Linked DNA regions of Homo sapiens: regions 1 and 3 are each linked to region 2. The links are chromatin contacts, found by Hi-C in ENCODE. All regions are on one chromosome and are shown on one strand. The core of a region is the stretch at or near the end of the contact, and the rest is flanking DNA. Distances in the headings are between cores, read along the strand shown. Region 1 overlaps ADAMTSL3 (ADAMTS like 3). Region 2 holds the start of HDGFL3 (HDGF like 3). Region 3 overlaps ADAMTSL3 (ADAMTS like 3).

Region 1 (2,700 bases), core at 155-2,654, 780 kb after region 2:
AAGCACCAACTCCTGGGAGTTGAAGAATAAGCAGTTTGAAGCAGCAGTTAAACAAGGAGCATATAGCATGGATACAGCCCAGTTTGATGAGCTGATAAGAAACATGAGTCAGCTCATGGAAACCGGAGAGGTCAGCGATGATCTTGCGTCCCAGCTGATATATCAGCTGGTGGCCGAATTAGCCAAGGCACAGCCAACACACATGCAGTGGCGGGGCATCCAGGAAGAGACACCTCCTGCTGCTCAGCTCAGAGGGGAAACAGGGAGTGTGTCCCAAAGCTCGCATGCAAAAAACTCAGGCAAGCTGACATTCAAGCCGAAAGGACCTGTTCTCATGAGGCAAAGCCAACCTCCCTCAATTTCATTTAATAAAACAATAAATTCCAGGATTGGAAATACAGTATACATTACAAAAAGGACAGAGGTCATCAATATACTGTGTGACCTTATTACCCCCAGTGAGGCCACATATACATGGACCAAGGATGGAACCTTGTTACAGCCCTCAGTAAAGTAAGTAAAATAAAAATGCAGTATTCATTTTTGCACTACCTTCTTAATGGCTATTCCAGTTTTCTTGAAAATATTTTCAAATTCCTCTCCTAAGCATGTGTTTCCAACAGGATTCTTTAGGAAAGAAACTAAAAAATGTTAAGATGTGTTTTTCACATATACGTTGGAATTTTTAAATTCAACCGCCATATCATCCCAATCACTGTCGTAGAGGTGTGATATGACTGGATCCAGCAAGAATAAGTTTAAGCATATATACACTCCCCCTTTACTCAGCACTTGGCATTTAAAAATAAAATCAATATAAGGCCATTTTAAAAGTAAGCTTATTAATAGTAATCCTACATTATGTTGGAACTGCAAATCAGAATTTACAGAGCTCTTCCATGTCTAGGAGATGTGGTATCTTATTTGAGCTCACATCAGCCCCATGAGATTGGCAGGGCAGGGGTTAACCTTTCTGATGAGGTAATTGAGAAGCAGAATCCCATGACTACTTCATGGCCAATCAGAACCAAGGGCCGTATCTCTTGAATACCCACCAGTGGTATTTGAGTATCACACAAATACGTAGCCTTGTCAAAAGCTTGGGTATCTGAAGTAGTTTTCTATTATCATGCAATTTTTAAATGTCATACAATCCAAAAATAAGAATCATAGTGTTTTGAGATGTTCAAAACACAGTATTAAGTCACATATTATTCTGATCTCTATGCCAGTGTAAAAATGTCACATTTCCTTTATTTTACATAACAGATACTAATTTACTTTTGCATTCTTTATTGCCTTCAAATCTTGCTGTTTGTATACAAAGTACTATAGACATTGTGCCTTCTTTTGATTCACATGTAAGAGCTCCAGCTCTACCTTATCTGCCTTTAGAGATCGTTAAGAGACACAAATAACACAGCAGATGTGAAACTGTTTTGCATATCACAAGGTACTTTCAAAATGCAAGTTTTACTTTTATCATGTCCTTTGTGCATTGAGCCTCGTATGTGAAACATCAGAAAAAACTTAGGTAAAATTCAGTTTTTTAAAATAATAAACTATTAGGCTATATCTTAAAAAGGTAGAAAAAATCTAATTTTTGAATTTTTAATGCTAGAACTATGAACACAAGAGTACAATGAAATTTTAGAAGTAGAATAAACCTTAAAACATAGCAGTTCTCAGAGCTTTTGGTTTTAGACTCTTTAAAATTTAAAAATGATTGAGGAGCCTAAAGAGCTTTTGTAAATGTGAGTTGTATCTATTGCTGTTTACCTCACTAGAAATTAAAACCAAGAAACATTGAAAATATCTCCATTAATCTATTTAGAAAAAATAATGGGCCTATAACATGTTCATACAAATAACATATTTTTTGAAAACCCTCCCCCTGCCACCAAAATTACTGATAACAGTGGAATTGCTTTCCATCTTTGCAGATCTCTTTAATGTCTGGTATAATAAAAGAAGACAGCTGGATTCTTTTTCCACATCTGTTGTGAAATGTTGTTTTAGTTAAAGTATATGGAGAAAATAAATGTGTGCTATACAAATGTGTTAGCTGGAAGAGAAAGAATATTTTAATATCTTTTCAGATAATTGTGGATACTCTTTAATTCTACACTAAAACTAGACAAAGGGTCATTTCTCAAAGGTTAGTTGAAATGTGCAATCTGAAACTATATTAATGAAATGTTGGTACTCTGTTTAATGAAATCTGCTGTTTTTTTCTTGCATTTTGAATAGACTTTTTACCCATACAAGATTTTTTAACACCATACATTGGTCATTTGGAAAATATTGGCTCACTGAGTGATACAGGCCTTCCAAATGTTGGTGCATTTCATTATGCAATGTAAAAAAAATACACATTTAAAAAAATCACCGTGTATCTCATAAAAAAAAAAGTCTTTAAGTTTTGGGAAGCTGTCAGACTTACAGTGGTGGATACCAGTTTTCCAAAATTCTAATTTTCACATCAAACCTTTTTCATCATTGGCAACAAATACTGTCAGTTGTGTCATTGAATTGGCCAGCTCATTTAAAAAATATATATATATATATCTACCAAATACCCAACTTTAAATCATAGTGTGGACTTTTTTGTCATAGTTTATTGGTCATTCTTTCAAGTAAAAATCATATTCCATGAAAGAAGCCACCAGTTCTTCAGCATGCAGTGGAAGTGCTTTGTGT
Region 2 (2,700 bases), core at 201-2,700:
AGATTTCTTATTTCAAGCAATCAACTGCCAACCATACAAAAATAAAAATAAAAAGGATTTCTTCTAAAACACAAAGCACACATGGCAGTGTTGTGTGTCTTCCTCAAAGAGCTTAATAAAAATTGTGAATGCTATGTATTACATGCAGACGCTTTCTAGAAAAAGAGCCCAACGACAACCTTGTTATGTAGGAAGAGAGAGCTATTGTGGACTGTAGCAGGAGGCCAAGAATAAGGTTTGAGATTCTACCTAAAACAAATATGGAGGTGGAAAGGCACAAGAAGCTTGCTGGACCCACCAGTCAGAGGTAGGCTGCAAGCTCTCGGCTATCAGAGGTCGGTTTAAAAGAACGATGGGCACCAGAGAGGCACGTACCCCAGGACAATGATAGGGCAGGCGGGGCACCGGGAATCGCGCTCAGGGAAAACTCAACAAGTCTAGAAGGCAAAGAGATGGATGAATGACTGCCAAGAGGCTCCCGCTGGCCTCTGGATGACCACTACCACTTTCCAGGATTTACTGCCCGCCGGCACTCGCCGGCTCGCGGACAGCCGCTCACCCCGCTGCCGTACCTGCCCCGACGTTCGCCCGGGACCCAGGGTATCCACCAATGACCCTGCCCGGAGCCGAAGCCTCCGTCGCAGGCCCGCTGCCCGGCGGCGTGGCTTCCCGGTCGGCACCGGCTTTCCAGGAGGAAGGCAGCGTCGGGCCTGCGGGGGCCGGACCCGCCTTCGAAAGTGGGCGGAAGGATGGCCGCCCTGGCGGAGTGCGGGCGAGGCCGGGAGCCCTTGCCTCAGCCCCGGCCCGGTCTTCTTCGTGCCGCGCCGCCCTCAGCCCTCACCACAGCCGGCCGCGAGCTGCGGGCTCGGGGCTGAGGCGATGGGGAAAGGGGGCGGGCGCGCCATCATGAAGGGGAAAATGGTGGGCGGGCGGGCCCGCGCGCGGCCGCGGTACTCACCCGGGCCGGCCAGTGCGGGTAGCCCTTCATCTTGGCGAAGACCAGGTCGCCCGCTTTGTACTCGCGGGGCCGCGGACGCGCCATCCCAGCCGCTCCCCTTCCTGGTAGTCCTTGGTCGCCGCGAAGATGCCGGGAGGCCGCCCCCCCGCGGGCCGACGAATTGCGCCGCGCTCCCCGCGGGCCTCAAGCCGGGCGGACGAGCGGCCGCTCCGACGAGGGGAAGCGGCGAGGCGGCGGCTGAGGCAAGGGGTGGGCGGGGGGCGCAGCAGGCCCGGCAAATCACGGCCCGGCAGCGGGGGAGGGGAGCCCCCGGCCGTTCGGCGCTCGCCCGCGTCCGGCCGCGCCAAGGTCCCCGCCGCCGCCGCCGCCGCCGCCGCGCGCGCTGCTCACCAGCGCCGCGTCGCCTGCCTCATGCCGCCGCTGCCGGTCTCCCTCCCGGGCTCCCGGGCGCGGCGCGAGCGCCGGGCCTCGCGTCTGCTCCGAATTCCTTCTCGGGCAGCGACCGCAAACACGATCTTATTATTGTTCTCGCGCGCGCTCAGCATCCCCCCCCCGCCCCGCTTCCCGCTTCCCGCTCCCCTCCCCTTCCCTCCCGCGCGGGCCGGTTAATTCCTAGGTACACGGCCGGCTTTCGCGGAGAAACCGAGCGCGCCAGCCCGGCTTCTCGGCTGGCGGGCGGGCGGTGGGCGCGTCCTCCCCCAGCACCGAAGCCCGCGCCGGGCGGGCGGGAGTGCCTACTCCGGAGGACGCCCGCCGCCTGCTCTCTTTTGTTCTTGGCCCGGAGCTGCCTGCCGCAGCCCAGCCAATCACCACCCGGCCGCCCCCTTCCCCTCCCGTCCGTGCCACTCTGGGGGTTCTCCCCACTCGCGCCCCCCGCTCCCACGCCCACCTCCCGCTGACTCGACCCTCTCCTGGCTACCCCCAGCCAGCCACTTCCGCGGCTGCTCTCTGGTGAGTGGGGGACAAAGGCGCTCCAGGCCTGGGGGACGGCGGCGCGAGGGGACCCTCTGCTGGGCACCAAGCTGCCGGAAAGAGCACCGCTCCGGAGTCAGCGACCTTATTGGATTCTTGCCCCAGGTCTGCCCTTAACAATGCAGTGTGACCCACCTAGGGCGAGCTATTTAATCGGAGTCATGGGAGGTTTTCTCATTTGCTGAGTGGCACAGACGGGATTCGAACCTGTATCCACATGAGTCCAAAGTCCATAAGCGATTATGTTTCTCTCTGTGTGCGTTTTCTAGGCCTGCAGTGTTTGTGAAAAGGACTTGCACTGGCCGGTCACTTGTTTCCAATCCTGGCAACCTTTTGGACAACGTTTTTGAAATTAGCATCCCTTTCTGGAGATGTATGTACATATACAGTTCATTAGCTCTAGAACATGTTCATTTACCACTATTTTACTCTAAATTCCCTAGCTGGCTGCTTTCAAAGACATTTTGAGAGTAGGAATCTTCCTAACACTCTCTTTTGTGAGGAGTAAGTAGAATAATTCAAGGAATCGTTTGGAGTCTGTCCAATGAACGAATGCTGCTTCTTTAATCATGCTGTAACCCACCTCCTTTAAGGGGTCAGCTGGCATAGCTCCTAAATGCTGCTTTCTGTGGCCCTCACCTTGTCACACGGACAGTTCTCATTTGTGTCTGTTCTCTCTCCCTTTTACAGAAGCTACAGTTTTCCCCACCATCCGCCCCCCTCTCTGGCCTTGTAGAATGGTGTGTGTGTGTTTTAACTCCTGCTCTTGT
Region 3 (2,700 bases), core at 86-2,585, 720 kb after region 2:
ACAACATGAAAGGCACTTCAAATGAGAATGATTTGCATATCACAGGATGAAAAGAGAGGCCCTAAGAACACTGATGAAACTCTCAGTTTTATTTTTGTGAAAATAACTGTTCCACTCTTGCTCTGGAAGTGAAGGTAGCCATAATGTGTCATCATATAATTTTTTCAGAAAAGAAAGCCAAAATATGAAACAATTTACAATTCATTCTCTGCCATTCTAAGAATTAGTGCATAAAGTTGGCATTACAACCACAATTATGTTCAAGATAAGATAACTTGATTTTATAATTTTTAATTTAAATTTTCAAGACTAAATCAAACATTTTCCCCCACTTTATCATGAAACCTGAGTTTCTTTTTTGAGTGGAATCACATAAAGTGGCCTTTTATGGTTTTTGTTCTCTGATAATATGAACTTGAGATTCTTGACCATTTACTTTTCAGTACTTGATGAATTTGTCCTAATCATGTGTAACTGCCACTGCCTTAATTCAGATATGTTTTACCTGAACTGTTTCACAAGTTTCTAAATGAACTCTTGACTCTCCTGTTTCCTGCTCTGATCCATGTGCACACACGACTATGAAAGATCTTTATCTTTCTAAGTTGCAAAATGACTGTGTGTGCCTCTGCATGAAACCTTCAACAACACTCCTTTATCTATGGATTAAAACCCACATTCTCTACTTTGGCATGTGTTTCTTTTGCCGGGGCTGCCATAACAAAGCACCAGAAACAGAGTGGCTTAAAGAACAGAAATTTATCATCTCCCAGATCTGGAGACCAGAAGTCCAAAATTAAGGTGTCCGCGGCGTTGATTCTTTCTTAGAGCTGTGAGAGAGCCTTGGTTCCATGGCTTTCTCCTGGCAGGTAACCTCTGGCATTCTTTGGCTTGTGAATGGCATTGTCCCTGTGATTTCATATTGTTTTCCTTCTCTGTGTCTTTGTGTCCACACTTCTCCTTTTCATAAGGACATCACTTATATTGGAGTAGGGCCTACTCTAATGACCTCCTCTTGATCATCTGCAAAGAACTTATTTCCGAATAAGGTCACAGTCACAAGTACTGGGGGTTATAACTTCCACATCTTTTGTGGGAAGGCAATTCAACCTATAACAGCATATAAATGCCTTTGTGACCCTGGATCCAACTCTTAAACCACATCTCCTGTCACCTCTACCACACACACACACACACACAGAGAGAGACAGAGAGAGACAGAGAGACAGAGACAGACACACACACACACAGAGAGACAGAGAGAGACAGAGAGACAGAGACAGACACACACACACACACACACTCAGACTCACCCTAAGGAACTTGCTCAGCAGCCACAGTAAATTATGCACCATGACCCACACTCCTGCTCATTCATGCCATTTGGACCTTTGCACACACTATGCCCTCTGCCTCTTAGAGACCTTCGCTACTATGACATTAGTTAATTCTCTCCCATAAAAGTAATCATTGGCTCACTTCTCACTGGTAAAATGAAGTTCAACAGAATGTGAGATAGGATCCTTACCTGAGACACTTGATAGCAAGGAACTCTCAAAAGTCAAAAGAAAATTGGAAATGGATCAGGGACATGGGATAAAGCCTCAGTTCCACGTCTCTCAAGGAATTTCAGGTGAGTTCCTTAGCTCTCTGGACCCTGTTTCTTAATATGAATAATGAAGAAAGGTGTTGGACTTTATGATCACCGAGGTCCCCTAAGCTCCAGTCTTTCATTTTTGAGTAGTGCTTTCAGGTTGCATTTTTCACTCATGTCTTCAAATTATGTCTAGTCCTTTTGTAACAATCCTTATGTCCATACCTGAGTAGTGTGACGTGCTTGGGGTTTTAGTTCTAAGGATGACAGCCTTGGTTTGACCTGCCCAGGAGGTCAAGGCAGGGTTGAGTTTAGTCAGTGCTCTTCCATTGCCCACCAAACCAGAACAAGATTTAGCAACAAATCTAGAAATTGTTTCTTAAATTTACTGAAGAAAGCTTACTGGTTTATTCATGCATCAGCCTGTGTACTGTATCCCCTTTCTCTCATCACTGTGCCTCAGCAAGAGTTCTTACACATTCTCTTCCTCAGCAATCTCTTGCCCACAGAGCTTCCAAGCTAGGAATAATAGAGCAGACAACATGTCTTGGCCACTTTGCAAAATTAAGAGTCTGTTTTTATGTGAAAGGAAATACTATTCCTCATTTCAAAGTTGCAAATTTAATAAACTTTTCAAAGGTTGAGAGTTATATTGGAAAAAAACCAGCAGAGACAAAGATTTGATGCCAAAATAAAGGTAAGTTTACAAAAATGTTTTAGGTTCTAGAAACTAGTGGTGTAGGAATAACAGGAACAGTGTGTTGCATAATATTTTCCATACAAATATTTACTGACTCCAAGGGCAATAGCAGTAAAATATTACCCCAGGGTGAAACTTACCACTGAGATTGGGTTGAACAGCCAGTGGATCTTTATTTACCCAAAGGCAAATGTATTTGATGTATTAGCCTGGGCTCTCCAAGGTGGGGTGTTGGATGTTTATTTGCTTTTATGGGGTTACTCCCCCTGATCTATCCTATAACTGCTGAGTGCCTGCTATTTATGGAGTTTGCTTTTTCCAGGAGAGAGCCAGCAGCTTGTAGAAGCATGCTGGGTTACATAATGGTCCTGCTAGTCTGAGGAGAGCCTTCTTCTCTAACAGGATT

Evidence for each region. Hi-C counts contacts between places; a loop is a spot of excess contacts on that map. Pooled maps may share reads with other maps.
Region 1: a map of OCI-LY7 shows a loop between it and region 2 (6-fold over the local background). The contact joins the enhancer-like site here to the promoter of HDGFL3 in region 2. A Hi-C loop is called at or near these places in 1 of 168 maps with a recorded cell type or tissue (OCI-LY7), 1 of 37 single-sample maps with no recorded cell type and 3 of 50 pooled maps.
Region 3: a loop to region 2 is called in a pooled map, with 4 times the contacts of the local background. The contact joins the enhancer-like site here to the promoter of HDGFL3 in region 2. A Hi-C loop is called at or near these places in 9 of 37 single-sample maps with no recorded cell type and 9 of 50 pooled maps.

Annotation. Positions count from the first base shown.
Region 1 is chr15:83,982,832-83,985,531 of GRCh38, forward strand. ADAMTSL3 (ADAMTS like 3) reads left to right here. Exons shown (of 30, transcript NM_207517.3): 21 at 1-513. Among named protein-coding and RNA genes, the nearest start is that of GOLGA6L4, 250 kb to the right of the region's middle. RefSeq lists a silencer at 892-1,081. Within about 2 kb of position 1,405, at least 2 of the 41 ENCODE cell types and tissues checked have a DNase peak (open chromatin) inside an H3K27ac peak, as active enhancers do; they include OCI-LY7, where a contact is called at or near this core.
Region 2 is chr15:83,206,373-83,209,072 of GRCh38, forward strand. It overlaps HDGFL3 (HDGF like 3), which reads right to left and starts at 1,451. Exons shown (of 6, transcript NM_016073.4): 1 at 959-1,451. The coding sequence starts at 1,042. RefSeq lists silencers at 709-1,158, 1,549-1,888 and an enhancer at 1,749-2,362.
Region 3 is chr15:83,928,501-83,931,200 of GRCh38, forward strand. The region is part of intron 17 of ADAMTSL3 (ADAMTS like 3); the gene reads left to right. Among named protein-coding and RNA genes, the nearest start is that of ADAMTSL3, 280 kb to the left of the region's middle. RefSeq lists an enhancer at 1-58. Within about 2 kb of position 1,336, at least 2 of the 41 ENCODE cell types and tissues checked have a DNase peak (open chromatin) inside an H3K27ac peak, as active enhancers do.